2 separate regions of the Homo sapiens genome follow, and region 1 is linked to region 2. A link is an interaction called in ENCODE POLR2A ChIA-PET data of the cell type or tissue named here. Cell type or tissue: B cell. All regions are shown on one strand. Links, peaks and the distances in the headings refer to the core of each region. The heading gives the core; the rest is flanking DNA.

The links. Peaks named below come from ENCODE experiments on the same cell type or tissue, not always from the same donor. Only the 100,000 strongest peaks of a DNase experiment are listed, where the experiment ranks them.
Region 1: POLR2A ChIA-PET joins it to region 2 with 8 read pairs; 13 of 35 experiments call an interaction of 5 or more read pairs at or near these places.

What each region holds. Positions count from the first base shown.
Region 1 is chr20:47,276,608-47,281,989 of GRCh38, reverse strand. ZMYND8 (zinc finger MYND-type containing 8) reads left to right here. Exons shown (of 23, transcript NM_001281775.3): 11 at 5,195-5,382. Among named protein-coding and RNA genes, the nearest start is that of ZMYND8, 77 kb to the left of the region's middle. RefSeq lists a silencer at 231-525 and an enhancer at 5,145-5,382. In B cell, for the core only: no CTCF peak of the experiment used is centred there; no DNase peak of the experiment used is centred there; H3K27ac peaks cover 266 bases.
Region 2 is chr20:47,511,972-47,517,353 of GRCh38, reverse strand. All of the region lies in intron 1 of NCOA3 (nuclear receptor coactivator 3), which reads right to left. Among named protein-coding and RNA genes, the nearest start is that of NCOA3, 13 kb to the right of the region's middle. In B cell, for the core only: no CTCF peak of the experiment used is centred there; no DNase peak of the experiment used is centred there; H3K27ac peaks cover 4,473 bases.

The DNA of each region.
Region 1 (5,382 bases), core at 184-5,183, 240 kb after region 2:
CCAACCATTGATCTTGTTGTTGAAATAAATTTCCTGTGGTATGTTAAGCTTGGTAATGGCGTGGGCTACAGTTTTCTCAGGTGTGTTAGAAAATCATCTTACTTTACTGGGTCTGTTGATGAAACCAACATTGGAATGGGTTCTGTGGCTGTTTGAAGTGCTGCTGTTCTTTTTTGTTTTGGTTTGATTTTTTGGGAGGGGGTTTCTGAAGTAAATTAAACCTCCATGGAAACTGCTTTCCAAATCATTCTTTCAAAGAATAGAAGTAGTTTCCTAGATTGCCAGTAAATGAATCTCTTATCATCATGCTGAGTAGTTCTCTCCTGTTCCCTTTTCTCTGAAGCTACAGTGGGAAGTTATAAGGGGTTGCTGTTTTGACAGGTGTGAGCCCTCCCTCCCAGCCTTCCTGCCCTCCCCTTTCCCTCCGTACACGGCAGAGTGAATTATTCCAGCTAATAGCAGTTCCCTGTAGAGCAGAGCCTGCTGTGTGCTTGAGAACAACAGGTAGGCAGAGATGAGCAGCGGTTAATATCTTAGTTCTCTTTTATCAAGTTATGATTAAGTAAGGCAAAGACCCTTTTGAAGCCCTACCAATCAGTTTGAGAAAGCGTGTTAGTATGTAGCGAGACTACTTAAAATATATATACTACAAATTATGTACACACACAGAGTGTCCAGAAGCTGAAAATTGGTTTCCCCTGTTAAATTTTGCTAGTCGTCTTGCAGACCAAAAGAGTGAATTCCCAAGTCATTTGCAAACTCATTTACTAGGAATCCCAATGGTCCACTGTCAGAAGACAAAATGGAAATTATTGAGATGGTGCTGGATTTGGTAGGAAGTATTGCACCTTGACTTTAATTCCTGTATTCCTTCATTCAAAGAAATACATATTTGATGACTGCTGCGTGCCAGCCTGTGTAGTGGAAGCTGGTGATTCAAATGTTTCTGCCCATGTGAAGGCTGACATCCTAGCGGGGAAGAAGGATGATACACAAGTGAACTAATAGGCAAGATAATCTCAGGTCAGGAGGTAGTGGTGGGGGCCTGGTGTGAAGATCTGGGATGAGGGACCAGGAAGAGCAGAGGTCGGGAGGGGAAGGGCTGAGGCTGAGAGGGTTCAGGAAATGCTGGGAGAATAGTGGGGTTTAAACAGGGTCGGGGAGGAGAGGATGCTCACAGCTGGAGTCAGAGGGGTAGGCAGGAGTTTGTTTTTTATTTGAAGAGCAGGAGGAATTGGTGACAGGCTGTACATCCCTCCTCTTCATCAGAGCATGACAAATGTGAACCATCTTGATGATTTGAGATTCTTACTCTATAGGTTGATACAGTAATACAGTATGAGTAGATATACTTAGGACACAGGCAGGATGGGAAAAAATAATACCTACCCCCTTGCACCCAATATTCCCAGACCCTTATGGTTGATGGCTGTAGTCTCTCAGCTGTGACTGCTCTGCAGGGACCTCCATCTCTCACCCGTCAGACAGCGACTGAAGGTGGCTTACAGAGCATGAAGGACGGCGTGTGAGTTGGCCAGCTCTGTGTGCAGAAGCTGTTTCCCAAAACCATTTGTGTGTTTAGGTCTTGGTTCTGGATGAGAGCTGTCGTGGAAGCTGGCCCCCTTCTGTTTGTGAAAAAGAAAGCAGCATGGGTCTGATGGTCACCAGTTTCGAAGCCCCTCTCAGCACCTGCTTTAAGGGAGTGCACCGTGTTGTTGGGCTTGTTTTGGGAGAGGGGATCCCCTGGAGGGAGTTGTTCAGGACCTTCCACAGTGGTAGAGAAACAACTTTGGAGGTCTTGGGATGTTTTAGTAGGCTTTGGGCAGGGAGTCTCTGACCACCATTCTTTTTTTTTTTTTTTTTTTGGAGCAGAGTCTTGGTTTGTCACCTAGGCTGGTGTGTGCAGTGGCGAGCTCTCGGCTCATTGCAGCCTTCTCTTCCCGGATTCAGCCATTCTCCTGCCTCAGCCTCCCAAGTAGCTGGGTCTACAGGCATGTGCCACTACGCCCAACTAATTTTTTGTATTTTCAGTAGAGATGGGGTTTTGCCATGTTGCCCAGGCTGGTCTTGAACTCCTGGATTCAACCGATCCATCTGCCTTGGCCTCCCAGAGTGCTGGGATTACAGGCGTAAGCCACTGTGCCTGGCCTGGTTTTGTTTTATAGATGCACAGTTATGTAAAAATATAGGAAATATTTTATTAAATGCCTGCAGAGTTAAAAAAAAAAAAAAGCGGACACCAACCAATTGCCTTTTATGTACTGGGCAGTGTTTTAAGTGCTTTTTTGTAGAAGCTGCTTTTATGTCTATTTTATCAATAAGAAAACTTAAGGTCAGAGAGTGCCTAGGGTCACATAGCTAGGGAGAAGCCACCGTGGGGTTAGATGTGAGATAATGTGAAACTAGATATTGTCCCCCGCAGAGACTCTATTTTGTCAAGCAAATCTAATTTCGCTTGAAATACTTCCTGGGCTTGTTTTATTATTTATTTATTTATTTAAGAGGGGGGTCTTGCTCTGTCACCCAGGCTTGTTTTATTTATTTATTTATTTGAGGCGGGGTCTCGCTTTGTTGCCCAGGCTGGAGTGCAGTGGCTCATTCAAGCAATTCTCCCACCTCTGCCTCCTGAGTAGCTGGTATTACAGGGGCGTGCCACCACATCCGGCTAATTTTTCCATTTTTAGTAGAGATGGGGTTTCACCGTGTTGGCCAGACTGGTCTCAAGCTCCTGACCTCACGTGATCCTCCTGCCTCTGCCTCCCCAAGTGCTGGGATTATAGGTGTGAGTCACCATGCCCAGCCTTGGACTTGTTTGAAAGAAAAGAGACTCTTTTCCTTCCCTGCCAAGCAATTTCATGGAAAATAGTTGGGGGAAGGGAACAGTGAGCGCCTTAGATACCGGACAGAAGTGTGTGGGTGAGGTGGGTGTGGAGCAGGTCAGGGGGGCGAGGTTATGATACCAGGACCAACTGGTGATAAGCTCCTGGTGGCCCTGCCTCTTGATTCTCCAGAGAAGGACTCACTCTCCTTTTTCTCGGTGACAGAGCTGAGGCTAGCTCAGGAAGGGGGAGTCATTTGCCCTAGGACAGCACTGGAGACCCTGATGCCTTCTCAGATCTGTCCTGTCTAGTAGTCCTGATCTGTGCCCGCTCACTTTGAACGCAGAATCTCACCGTGAGGCAAACTCTTACCTTGAGAGCATCTGGCTTCTGTTCTGCTCTGCCCCTCTTGGTGGAGATATGGTTCTTCAGGTCTCAGGAGAAAGACAGCAGTCAGAATGGATGAGAAGCTGGTGATTTCCAGCCCTCTGATAGAGCAGATCGATATTTTTGGGGTGTTTAGTTTTAGTTTGTGTTACGATCTGGTGTCACCGAGACTTGCAAACAATCCGCCTGTATTGTGAATTCGGTCCCAGGGATGTGCTTTATTTCTCCTGGGTTGTTTTCTCTTAGATGCCAACTGTTGAAATGGGGGTAAAATGTAACATAAGAAGTCTATTTTGTCTTCTTCTCTTTAAAATATTGGAAAACGTGGCAGTGTTGGGTCCAGATTCCTACATGGTTGCTTTGGATAGCAACTGAGTAGATACTGCTTTCTCCCTTTCCACCAGACGTGAGTTTTCTGCTTCTGCAAAGTCCCCTTTGCTCCCCACTGCTTTCTACCGGGCTTCAGTTTGTGGTCTGTGAAATCTAAAAGGCCACCTTGGAGGTTGGGTGCAGCGGCTCACACCTATAATCCCAGCTCTTGGGGAGGCCAAGGTGGAAGGATTGCTTGAGTTCAGGAGTTCAAGACCATCCTGGGTAATGTAGCGAGACCCCATCTCTACAAAAGTATACAAAAGTTAAAAAATTATCTGGGTGTGTTGTGGCGCGTGCCTGTACTTCCACTACTTGGGAGGCTGATCTGGGAGGATTCCTTGAGTCCAGGAGTTTGAGGCTGTAGTGAGCCTTGATCATACTTCTGCTCTCTGGCTTGGGTGACAGAGGGAAACCTTGTCTCTTAAAAAAACAAGCAAAAAAGACTGGGCACGGTGGCTAACACCTATAATCCCAGCACTTTGGGAGGCTGAGGTGGGTGGATCACGAGGTCAAGAGTTCAAGACCAGCCTGGCTAACATATAGTGAAACACCGTCTCTACTAAAAATACAAAAATTAGCTGGGCGTGGTGGCACACACCTGCAGTTCTGGCTACTTGGGAAGCTGAGGCAGGAGAATTGCTTGAACCCAGGAGACGGAGGTTGCAGTGAGCTGAGATCATGCCACTGTGCTCTAGCCTGGGCAATAGAGCGAGACTGTCTCAAATAAATAAATAAATAAATAAATAAATAAATAAATAAAATGAATTAATTAAACAAACAAAAAATCCCCCACAAAAGCCTTCCTTGGAAAGCTTATTCTCGCCAGTTTTTCCAGCCAGAAACTGGGTTGAGGCCAGCAGATCATACATGGTAGCCAAGTTATTTCTGGGATGTCCCTGTATCAGCTGCGTGGTCACCCGCAGCAGCGGTTGTGGTGTTTGCACCTCCCCCGGGGGCCACTGGCTCTGGTTCCAGAAAAGCTGCTGCTGGCATTGTTTGTTCTGCAAAAACATGCTGTCATGGGTCTTTGCAGAGCAAAATTGGAATGTGGGATATGGATGTTAGGAAGATGGAACTGGCCTGGGATGGGAGGTGGAAAGTGCACGCCTGGAGGCGAATGGGCTCCTTTTTCAGTGATTTTCTGTGTGAATTATCTTACATTCAAAAACATGTACCTCCTTTTAGGGATGCAGTATTCCAAAGTTTCCTTCTGTTCCTATTTCAAATGGCAATGGGAAAAGGAAGCTTTTTATGTCTGAGTGTAACCTGAGGAATAAGTCTCTTTTCAGAGGTGTTGTCAGATGCAGTGGCTGATTTATTTTTCTCTACTAAGAGAAAACCAAAGAGGATTGTTTCTTTAGTGGCTCACAATGACTAAGTCTGTTGCACTTTTAAATGTTTTCGCCGAAGTTTTGTTGTTCATGTTCTGTTATGGTAGAACATGCTTGTTAAATGGATCATTAATTAATCCTTCAAACCAAGTTTTTTTTTTTTTTTTTTTAATAGAATAAGAATCTTGGCAAACATGCTTGGCTAATTTGGTTCACATCAAGAAAAAAGCAATCTTGGAAATTACTGAAGTTGACTTAAACTCTCTTTATCTTTTGCCCTTCTAGGGCCTGGGTTCCAATAAATAATTGCTACCTCATGTCTAAAGAAATTCCTTTTTCTGTGAAAAAGACTAAGAGCATCTTCAACAGTGCCATGCAAGAGATGGAGGTTTACGTGGAGAACATCCGCAGGAAGTTTGGGGTTTTTAATTACTCTCCATTTAGGACACCCTACACACCCAACAGCCAGTATC
Region 2 (5,382 bases), core at 107-5,106:
ATTAGCGAATACTTGAAGAAGATGGAATAGATCTAAAGGGAATTAACTGCTGCTTCAGTTTCTTCTCTTTCTCATCTCTTTTTACTCTGTACTGTTTCGTTATAGTAAAAAATATTATAAGGTAATTTTTTTGGGGAGGAGACGGAGTCTCGCTGTCACCCAGGCTGGAGTGCAGTGGTGCTATCTCAGCTCATGGCAACCTCCACCTCCAAGGTTCAAGCAATTCTCCTGCCTCAGCCTCCCGAGTAGCTGGGATTACTGGCATGTGCCACCACGACTGGCTAATTTTTGTATTTTTAGTAGAGATGAGGTTTCACCATGCTGGCTGGTCTCAAACTCCTAACTTCAAGTGATTCATCCGTCTAGGCCTCTCAAAGTGCTGGGATTATAGATGTGAGTCACTGCACCCAGCAAATTTTTTTTTTTTTTTTTTTAAGACAGGGTCTCACTCTTGCCCAGGCTAGAGGGCAGTGGCGTGATCTTGGCTCAATCTCTGCCTCCTCAGTTCAAGCAATTTTCCCACCTCAGCCTCCCGAGCAGCTTGGACTACAGGTGTGTGCCACTATGCCTGGCTAATTTTATTTTTGTACTTTTTTGTAGAGACAGGGTTTTACCATGTTGGCCAGGCTAGTCTTGAACTCCTGACCTCAAATGATATGCCTGCCTCGGCCTCCCAAAGTGCTGGGATTACAGGCTTGAGCCACTGCACCCAGCCTGCTTGACTGCTTGGAACCTTTGTTTTTTATTGTCTAAAATTCGAAACTAAACTTCACATGGAGCTCCCAAAGATTTTCATAATCTGACTATTAATTTTCATTTCAACCACCATCTTTCTAATTCTATGTGTGTATCTTATTTATATGTCAGTTGCTTGATAGTCTAGACCCTTGCTCTGTCTTCTACCCTCTTATTCCAATAAAATTCTCTTCCCTGTGTCCTGATCTATATTTCAGTTCCTATTCCTGGGTAGAAAAGATAAAAGCTGCCATTTATTTTTTAACACTTTATTTTGTTAGAGGCGTTTTAGGTTCACAGCAATATTGAACAGAAGATACAGAGATTTGCCATATACCTCCTGCCCAAACCCATGTGTAGCCTCCCCTATCACCATCCCCCCACCATCTTGATACATTTGTACCTACACTGAGGCATCATTATCATCCAGAGTGTGTAGTTCACATTAGAGTTTACTCCTGGTATCGTGCATTTTATGAGTTTGGAACAATTTATAACAACATGTATCTACCATTATAGTATCTATCATACAGAGTAGTTTCACTACCCTGAGTACTGTGCTCTGTCTACTCATTCTTTCCTCCCCACTAACTCCTGGCAACCACTGATCTTTCTAGTGTTTCCAAAATTTTGCCTTTTCTAAGATGTCACATAGTTAGAATCACACAGTATGTGGCCTTTCCAAATTGGCTTCTTTCACTAAGTGAAAACTTAAAGTTTTCTTCACATCTCTTCATGAATTGATAGCACATTTCTTTTTAGTACTGAATAATATGCCATTGTCTGGATATACCACAGAAAAGCTACCACTTATTGATTGATGATAATATTGGTATTAAGGCTGAGGGCAGTGGCTCACGCCTGTAATCCTAACACATTGGGAAGCTGAGGTGGGCGGACCACTTGAGGCCAGAAGTTCAAGACCAGCCAACATAGTGAAATCCCGTCTCTACTAAAAAATAAAAAATTAGCTGGGAGTGGTGGTGCATGCCTCTAGTCCCAGCTACTCAGTACGCTGAGGCATAAGAATCGCTTAAACCCAGAAGGCAGACTGCAGTGAGCCGAGATCATGCCACTGTACCCCAGCCTGGGTAACAGAGTGACCCAGTGACCTGTCTTAAAAAAAAGAAAAAAAAAAAAAAAAAAGAAAGAAAGAAAAAGCTCGGGTGTGGTGGCTCATGCCTGTATTTCCAGCACTTTGGACTTTGGGAGGCCGAGGGGGGTGGATCACGACATCAGGAGTTCAAGACTAAGACAGTGAAACCCCATCTCTACTAAAAATACCAAAATTAACCAGGCATGGTGGTGCGCGCCTGTAGTCCCAGCTACTGGGGAGGCTGAGGCAGGAGAATTGTTTGAACTCAGGAGGCGGAGGTTGTGGTGAGCGGAGATCGTGCCACTGCACTCCAGGTGGGCAACAGAGCGAGACTCCATCTCAAAAAAAAAAATTTTTTTTAAATATATATATATAGCTATTAAAAGTTACTATTTGTGTGTCTGTCCCTGGGCAGTGTTAAATGCTTAATATACATTATATCATTCATAGTCCCGGTTTTTCAAACCTCTTTTGCTGTAGAATTTTTTTTTTTTAACACAAATGAAATCTTATACAAAACACTATTTAAAATACAAGAGGCTGGGTGTGGTGGCTCATGCCTGTAATCCCAGCACTTTGGGAGGCTGAGGCAAGTGCATCACCTAAAGTCACGAGTTCAAGACCAGCCTGGCCAACATGGCAAAACTCTGTCTCTGCTAAAAATACAAAAATTAGCCAGGCATAGTGGCAGGCACCTGTAATCCCAGCTACTCTGGAGGCGGAGGTTGCAGTGAGCTGAGATTGCACCACTGCTCTTTAGCCTGGGTGACAGAGCAAGACTCTGTCTCAAAAAAAAAAAAAAAAAAAAAGCAAAAAACAAAACAAAACAAACAAACAAAAAAACAGCACACCTGTGATCCCAGCACTTTGGGAGGCCGAGGTGGGCCAGATCACTTGAGGGCAGGAATTTGAGACCAGCCAGGCCAACATGGTGAAACCCAATCTCTACCAAAAATACAAAAAAAAAATTAGGTGGGAATGATGGCACATGCCTATACACCCAGCTACTCCAGAGGCTGAGACATGAGAATCGCTTGAACCTGGGAGGTGGAGATTTCAGTGAGTCAAGATTGTACCACTGCACTGCAGCCTGGGCAACAGAGACCGTCTCAAAAAAAATAAAAAAAGATTTGTTACAAGTTTATTTTTGAAATTTATACTGTTTTTTCAGTTATAAAAGTAGTGAGAATGAGACTGTTGTGATATGTAGAAAATTTGAAATTGGGTTATGAAGAACTGTTATGGACCTAAATCCATCTCTGCCTCTACTTTATTTCTATATTAAGAAAATGTTGATAAATTAAAAAAAAAATTCAAAAAAATAAAAGTAAAAAAATAAAATCTTCTGATACTAGAAAAAAAAAAGAAAATGTTGACTTAAAGAGAGTTGCAAATGGTCTCAGTTAAGAAAATACTTTTTGAAATAAATTACAGGTACACATCAGATCAATTTAAAAGTTATCAGAGGGTATACAGTGGCCGTCCTTTCTTAGCTGCCTCCTTCCCTGCCCTGGAACCATTGTTACCCTAGTCTAGGTACATATACATGCATATAGTTTAAAGTTTTTAAGTTTAAGCATTTCGCCTATATTTTTGGCAAACTTTAAATTGATGTATAATATATTTATGGAAGGGCACAAGTACAGCTTGCTAAATTGTTATAAAATGAACACACCTAAGTAACTGGCACTCAAGAGCCCTGCTTTGCACTGTACATACTTTAAAAATGATCTTGGGGAAGGATTCATATCAGTTTGATTTACAGTTGCTTATAATTTTTTTTTTTTTTTTTTTTTTTTTTGAGACAGAGTCTTGCTCCATCGGGCTGGAGTGTAGTGGCGCGATCTTGGCTCACTGCAACCTTTGCCTCCTGGATTCAAGTGAGTCTCATGTTTCAGCCTCCTGAGTAGCTGGGATTATAGGTGTGTGTCACCACGCCCAGCTAATTTTTGTATTTTTAGTAGAAACCGCATTTTGCCATGTTGGCCAGGCTGGTCTCAAACTCCTGGCCTTGAATGATCTGCTTGCCTCAGCCTCCCAAAGTGCTGAGGTTACAGGCTTGAGCCGCCTCGCCCGGCTAATAGTTGCTTAGAAATTTCTAATAATTACACTGCATTCCATTGTATGGTTATATCATGATTTATTCAGTTTCATATTATTTCAAACAAAACTGGAAGTAAATATCCTCATATGTATTTGATGGTAAGTAAGCAGCTTCTCTGCGTATTTGTGTATAGGGTAGTGTGTGGACCTAAGCTTGTGTTTCTCTTGGGGGGAACCCAGAAGTAGAATGGCTGGGTTATATGCTAAGTGTATAATATTTACAAGTTTATTTTATTTTTTTTAATTTTTTTGAGACAGAGTCTTGCTCTGTTTCCCCAGCTGGAGTGCAGTGGTGGGATCTCGGCTCACTGCAACCTCTGCCTTCTGGGCTCTTCTCATGCCTCAGCTATTCTCATGCCTCAGCCTCCTGAGAAGCTGGGGTTACAGGCACACACCATCACATCTGGCTAATTTTTTGTATTTTTAGTAGAGACCAGGTTTTGCCATGTTGGCCAGGCTGGTCTCAAACTCCTGATCTCAAGTGATCCCCCACCTCAGCCTTCCAAAGTGCTGGGATTACAGGCTTGAGCCACTGCACCCAGCCAATATTTACAAATTTAAAGAAACTGCCCACTGTTTCTCAAAGTGATTGTACCATTTCACATTTCTCCTAGCCATGTATCCACGTATGATACAGTTCTAGTTGTTCCACATCCTTACCAACAAACGGTATGGTCAGTCTTTTTAATGTTACCCCTCATAGTGAGTGTATAGTGGTATCTCATTGTAGTTTTCAGTTTCCCTAATGGCTGATGTTGAGCATCTTTTTTCGTACTTACTTGCCACTGGTGTACCTTTTTTCTGTGAAGTCTCTGTATATATCTTTTGTGTTTTTTTTTTTTTTTTTTTTAGTGAGACAGAGTCTCACTCTGTTGCCACGTTCGAGTGCAGTGGCGCTATGTCGGCACACTGCAACCTTCGCCTGCCGGGTTCAAGCAATTCTCCTGCCTCAACCTCCCGAGTAGCTGGGACTACAGGCATGTGCCACCATGCCCGGCTAATTTTTTATTTTCAGTAGAGACGGTGTCTCACCATGTTGGCCAGGATGGTCTCGATCTCTTGACCTCACGATCCGCCCGCCTCAGCCTCCCAAAGTGCTGGGATTATAGGTGTGAGCTACGGGGTCCAGTCTCTTTTGCCTATTTTTAAGTTGGATTGTTTTTATCTTATTGAGATGTAAATTAGTTATTTTTTCTAGAAGAAAAACTTTTTTTGTGTTTATATTTTGTTTTTTGTAAAAATTATTTTATTATTTCCTATTTTTTTTTCATAGGATGGGGTCTCACTATATTGCCCAGCCTAGTCTTTAACTTCCGGCTTTAAGCAGTCCTCCTGCCTCAGCCTCTCAAAGTATTGATATTATGGGCATGAGCCCCTGCACCCAGCCTGATTTTTTTTAATTTGTATAAATTTATGGGGTACAAGTGTAATTTTGTTACATGCATAGA